Linked DNA regions of Mus musculus: region 1 is linked to region 2. A link is a loop called in an ENCODE intact Hi-C map of the cell type or tissue named here. Cell type or tissue: gastrocnemius. All regions are shown on one strand. Each heading gives the region's core, and the rest is flanking DNA. Links, peaks and the distances in the headings are about the cores only.

Region 1 (2,907 bases), core at 285-2,784, 58 kb after region 2:
TCTCTCCTTCCTTCCCTCCCTTCCTCTCTCTCTCCCTCTATGTGTGTATACAAGTAACATAACAAGTGAAACTATGTAAAATCTTCATTGACAATACTAGCTGCCCAAATTAAAAAGTGGAATCTCAATTGTTAAGATAACTGTTATGAGGGATGTGATAGCACGCCTTTAGTCCCAGCACTTAGGGTGAAGAGGCAAGTGGCTCTCTGAGTTTCAGGCTACCTGCTCTACAGAGCGAGTTCTAGGCTAGCCTGGGCCCTGTTTTACAAAAAAAAAAAAAGTTATTTCCCCTGAATTGGGGTGTGAATTCTATGGGTTCCTTCCTCCCCCACCTCAGGAGCTTTTATTTTATGACAGTGGTTCTAAACCTGTGAGTCTGACCCCTTAGTCACAGGGGTGACCTAAGACTTATCAGAAAGCAGACATTTAATTACAATTTATACCAATAGCAAAATTAGTTATGAAGGAGCAATGAAAATAATTTTATGGTTGGGGGGGTCACTGAGACATGAGGAACTGTATTAAAGAGTCGCAGCATTAGGAAGGTTGAGAACCACTGTTTTATAGAGATTAATCAACCTAAATTTTTTTAATTGCATAGGATCTAGAATGACTAATTTTGAAGGAGAGAGACTTATTTTAAGACTTATCAAAATTCTACAGAAATCAAGAAAATAATATCAGGCCATGGAAAGCACAAAATCCTGAAATAGACTTGAGTTAATTGATTTTTGACAAGACTTGGGCTAATTTAGAAGGCAAGAGAGCCTTCTCGGCAAACTGCTCTGAGGCAGTGGGATAACGAATTCTGAAATGTATGTTGACATTTGATGTCAGATCTAATTGGAGCAGAGAATTCTTCTGCACTCCCTTGTCTCCCCAATAAGAGGATTTGTGGATAATCACTTTAGAGGCACTCAGTCCCTCCCTGTCTGCTGTTTGTATAGCTTCAGTGGGTCAACAAGGGTGCCTAACTGTTCAGGGGCAAAGAGTATTCCCTCTTCAGGACTTAAGTCAACAAGAGCAAACCATGGGGCTGAGGCTGTAGCTCAGTTAGTTGGTAGAGAATGTCTCACATGCCCAAATCCCTGACTTTGATCCCAAGTACCACAAAACAAAACAAAACAAAACAAAACAAAACAAAACAAAACAGGATTGGTTGTGCATGCTTGGTAACCTCAGCAGGTGGAGACAGGAAGATCAGAAGTTCAAGGACAGCCTCAAGTACATAGTGGGTTCCAGTCTTGATTGATCTCTATAAACTCTGTGGTCTCTTAAGAGGGATGGGGGGTGGGGGGATATAAATCACAAAAGGCTGTGTCAATTAGTCAACTAGGATAAACAAATAGGAAGTACTATCAAAGAGGGGAGGTGGTAACCTTTGCCTGGGACCATCCTAGAGGGCTCTTAGGGCAGGTCTCACCAGGAAAGCTGCACTTGCTATCACTGTCTGATCTAATTTGGCCTGGAGTTTTTGGAGCTAGCCTTGGTAAGTGGCCAAGGCTGGCCTTGAGGTTTCCTGCTTCTAAAGTGCTGGGAGCCTCTAGCTTGTACTTCCTACCGCTGTCTCTGTGATTCTCAGAGACCCCAGCATCTAACATTGGAGCTGCCAAGTCCACAGTGGGCACCACAGACAGACAAATGGACCCTCAAGGCTTCTTTGCTCTTTTTTTTGTATTGGAATTTGTGGGTCAAAGAGCTCAGTAGCTCCCAGCAATGTTCTTTTCGTCCCTTAGGTAGAAGAGGGACTAAGGTTGAAACACTGGAGTTTAACTGGGCAAACTCACTGGAAACTCCTCCCTCCCAGCAGGCGGGCGAGCAGTTGGGCCTCTTAGGTTACAAACGTGCCCTAGTTGGGTGGGACCCACCTCCTCCTCTCTCCCCAGTGTTTATTGCTGCAGAGCCCTGCCCAAAGGGAGCTGTCTAATCAGCTTTCCCAGGCTGAGACAGCTCCTGGAACCAGACTGTCCAGTATCTCTCACGACCTACCCCTTAGATAAACAGTCCTGGCTAAAGAGGTTGCAGCTGGTTGCAAAGGCTGCACTAGCCAGGAACCTCTCTCTCCAAGAAGGACCCAGGCAATGAGATCTGCTTTTCTTCCGGCCTGACTCAGGGCCTTCTGGGAGACGGGGGAATCTACTAGCCTGGAAAGATGGTCACAGCAGAACTCCAGGCTGAGTGAAACCCTTCTCCCTGTCCATGTTCCTAGACTTCCTCCTCATGAAAGCCTGGCCAGGTCTGTCCAGGGCATAGCCCCTCAGTATGCTTATCTCCGTGGAGTTCAACCTTACACATCAGACACTGCAGCTTGGCTATCTAGCACAGATGGCCCCACTGCCTACCATCCAGCCATCTTAAGCTTAGACCTTTAACTACTGCCGTTTGAGACAGCACACTGTGGGCATCACATGCTGCTGGCTTAACTCCATTAGGCTGCCTTTATTTGGTTTGCCCTGGACTCAGGGCCAGGGCTTTTGACTTCTTTGAAAGGCAACCTGCAAACAGTGGGCATCCCTGACTGGTTATCTGGGCTTTGCGTTCATGGCACATGGACTGTGTGATTCGGTGACTGGGAGAGCCCACTCCAAGGTTCTGTTAGCTTAGCTGAGGTGGATTAGGTGTCGGGTACCTGGGCTCTATACCTGAGGGCTACCAGTGTGGAGTGAGCCTGCCAGAGGCTCACAGCTTTGGGGAAGACCTGTGGACCCAGAACTCAGCAGACGGTCTCATCTTGGCCGGGGTGCCAAGTGGGTGTGCTGGACTAAGCCAGAGGTATACCAAGAGGAAGAGCTGCTTGCTATATAGGAAGAGGGAGCCAGTGAGCCCCTGCAAGGGTACCCTCACCCCCTAAAGCCATCGAGAGGAAACCTCAAGTCTGTCCCTACTCTTGCCAGGCTATCAGATGAC
Region 2 (2,907 bases), core at 243-2,742:
GCGGTGTGAGGAGAATTGTGGCTTTTCCTTTTATCCCTCCTCTGGACGTGACCCTTCGCTGGGGTCATTTCCTCGTGTAAGTGATGCTCTGACTCCAGACACGAGTAGGCAAATGTGGTCTGTGGTCTCCGAGGCACGGTTGACTGGCCCGCCGCCCCTCCCCCTTCTTTACCCAAACTTAATGAGAAGAGGCTAAGGTTGACCAGCTGGGCTTCAGAGTGTGTGACAGTACTCTTTCATCTCAGCCGGTCCTGTCTCCCAGTCCTTTACACCTTTGGAAGTAAACATTGTGTCCTTGTTGCTTTAGGATGACTTGCCGAGCTCTGCTCCTGGAGATAGAAGAGACTCACAGTAAAGAACCCAAAACACAGAAAACATGGAGACAGTAAGGGCAGCCTCTTATTTGCAAATTAGGCATTTAAAGGCGTATTTAGAATGCTCAAAGCATTAATTTTAACAATTAAAACGGGCTGTTGGTGGCTGCCCTAGATTGCACATTAGTCTCCAAAGTGCCTTCTATTTCACTGTTGGAAGGAGGCTGGGGCTGGTGGTGTAATACCAGCCGGAGGCTACTCTTTCTGTCAGGATCACAGCAGACTTGAAGGCAGAGTTCTCTGCAGTTGACTAGTGGGGCTGGACTCAGGTTGGGAAGAAGGTAAGAGTGGTCAGACCGGAGAGACGGATCTGTGGGGGGCATTCCCTGACACAGTCAGAGATCCTTTCCAATTGTGTAGTCTAGTGTCGAAAGCCTCTACAGCCGTTGCAAAAACAAAACAAAAAATCCCAGATTTCCTCCAGGAGCTGTGGAGGCAGCTAAGTAGGAGAGCCCTTGACTAGCGAGTTTGGAGAGAGAGAGAGAGAGAGAGAGAGAGAGAGAGAGAGAGAGAGAGAGAGAGAGAGAGACGGAGAGACGGAGAGGGAGAAAGAAAGAAGAGAAGAGAAGAGAAGAGAAGAGAAGAGAAGAGAGTGTGTGTGGTTGGAGGGCTTCGATCAGCAGGTGGCCACTCTGCTCTAAGGACAGGTATCCATTTGTACATCTCTGGGTTATGTATGCTGCCAACCATCTTGACAACTTTGAGGGGCACTGCAGGCTGTCTTAAGGATTGTTTTATATATTTTTTTCAGCCTTCAGTTGAGGCTGGTACTGCTTTCAATGATGGCAGACTCTGCCCTGAGACCCTAGCAGGCGACTTTCCAGGTCTGGGTTTTACATGAAACATCCAATTTAACTTTGAGCAGCTAAGCCCAAGGTTACAATGTAAGATACACTGGCAGCAAAGTAGCAGCCAACAGGACCAAGACCTGCTGTTGGAAGTATGGAAAGGCAGGTCAGGCTACTGTTTGATCTCTTTAAAGGCTTACCCTCTGTGCAACATGGTACACATTCTTTAAAACTCCACTGGGGCACAGTTTCCTTGTATTGAAAACAAAATTAAATTCTTTGATGTGTACAGGTGTTTTGCTTGCATGTATGTCTGTGCTCCACTTGCATGCAGTACCTGCAGAAAGCCAGGAGAGGGTGTAGGTTTCCCTGGAGCTAGAATTACAGACAGGTGTGAACGATTGGGTGGGTGCTGAGAATTGAACCGGGGTCCCCTGGAAGAGCTGCCAGTGCTTATAACCCCTGAGCCATCTCTCAGGCTCTAGTTCCTCACTTTTAAAGTGAGGGTAATAATAGCGTGTACTTCATAGGGCTGTCAAGAGACTTAAATGACATCACCCCTGGGAAGGACTTAGCCCAGTTCTGGGTACATAGTGAGTGCTCATCAAATATTAGCTAACTGTTGGCGAGACTCTGACAAAGAAAGTTTCTGACCTAAAGGAAGAGAGACTTGGCGTTTTAAGATTGATAATAACGTGTACTGTGTGGAAAATACAAAAGAAGTCCTGTTCACTTCCCTTGAAATGGTCATTTCCTCCCTTTCTGCAGACAGAGTGTTTCCTGGGTCATCTCCACTTCCGTGTGAGAATGAATGGATGATGTGATTCTTGGGGCGGAGAGTGACGTCACCTAGCAGATGGGATCACGCAGAGTTCTAGAAAACAATGAACGGAGTGTGCTATATGTTGTGGCCTTGTGGAGCTGGCCGGGGGCAGATGGCTCATCTGGTGCAACCTTTTACTTAACAGATAAGGGGATGACAGAGAAGCAGGTGGGTTACCTAGTCACAGCACTGGGGCTAACGGACGGACTTCCAGCCTGTGGTGTGGGTGAAGATACCCCAAATCTGGTTGAAGTTGACAAAGAAGAGAGATACACTGCTACACAGTTTGAGCACTGATATATAATACACTGGTGCCCAATAATTGAAAGAGTTCAGGAGGGCTCTCGGGCAGTTTTGTTTTTTTTTTTTTTTCTATACCTCTTGTATAGTAGATACCCCATCCTGGAAGGGCAAGTGTTGTGAAAGAGGCATTCCAGCATGGTTAGCCGGCAGGACACCTTGTACATATGTGTGGCAAACCCCACACTGGGAAAGCATGTCTCCTTCTATGCCTGCTTCGATGGAGTGCCGAGCCTGTGCTTTGGCAAATCGCAGAGCAGAGTTTTTTTTTTTTTTTTTTAATGGATGTGCACATTAGCCAGAGCTTGCAGATGAGGGAGGCTTGGAGCCCATGCAGGAGGGACAGCACTGGCTCCAGAACACTGGGGAACACATGAAAAGGTTCTCTCAGGACACCAACCGGAGGGTGTGCACATCCCCACAAGGAGGGGGAGCTAAAGAGGTGGGGGGGTGTATTTCTGTGCTTTGGGTCTGTTTATAAAAGGCAGACAAATAGCCTCCGTCTTCCATGCTGTTCGTAGTGCAGGCCGCACTCCACTTCCTTCCTCTCTGCCAGCCCCTGCCCCGGGTGGGGCTGGGAAGGATGAGCACCCGCTGCTTGGGTCAGCCTCCCTGCTTGGGA

What was found. Peaks named below come from ENCODE experiments on the same cell type or tissue, not always from the same donor. Only the 100,000 strongest peaks of a DNase experiment are listed, where the experiment ranks them.
Region 1: it touches region 2 in a loop (2.8-fold over the local background); 3 of 42 quality-filtered maps call a loop at or near these places.

Annotation. Positions count from the first base shown.
Region 1 is chr19:47,402,210-47,405,116 of GRCm38, reverse strand. All of the region lies in intron 2 of Sh3pxd2a (SH3 and PX domains 2A), which reads left to right. Among named protein-coding and RNA genes, the nearest start is that of Gm36885, 24 kb to the left of the region's middle. In gastrocnemius, for the core only: a CTCF peak has its summit at 1,797; no DNase peak of the experiment used is centred there; H3K4me3 peaks cover 1,187 bases; H3K27ac peaks cover 2,437 bases.
Region 2 is chr19:47,460,649-47,463,555 of GRCm38, reverse strand. All of the region lies in intron 1 of Sh3pxd2a (SH3 and PX domains 2A), which reads left to right. It overlaps Gm52384 (a long non-coding RNA gene), which reads right to left. Exons shown (of 3, transcript XR_003952863.1): 3 at 2,562-2,907. Among named protein-coding and RNA genes, the nearest start is that of Sh3pxd2a, 2.3 kb to the left of the region's middle. In gastrocnemius, for the core only: a CTCF peak has its summit at 1,480; no DNase peak of the experiment used is centred there; H3K4me3 peaks cover 1,350 bases; H3K27ac peaks cover 2,500 bases.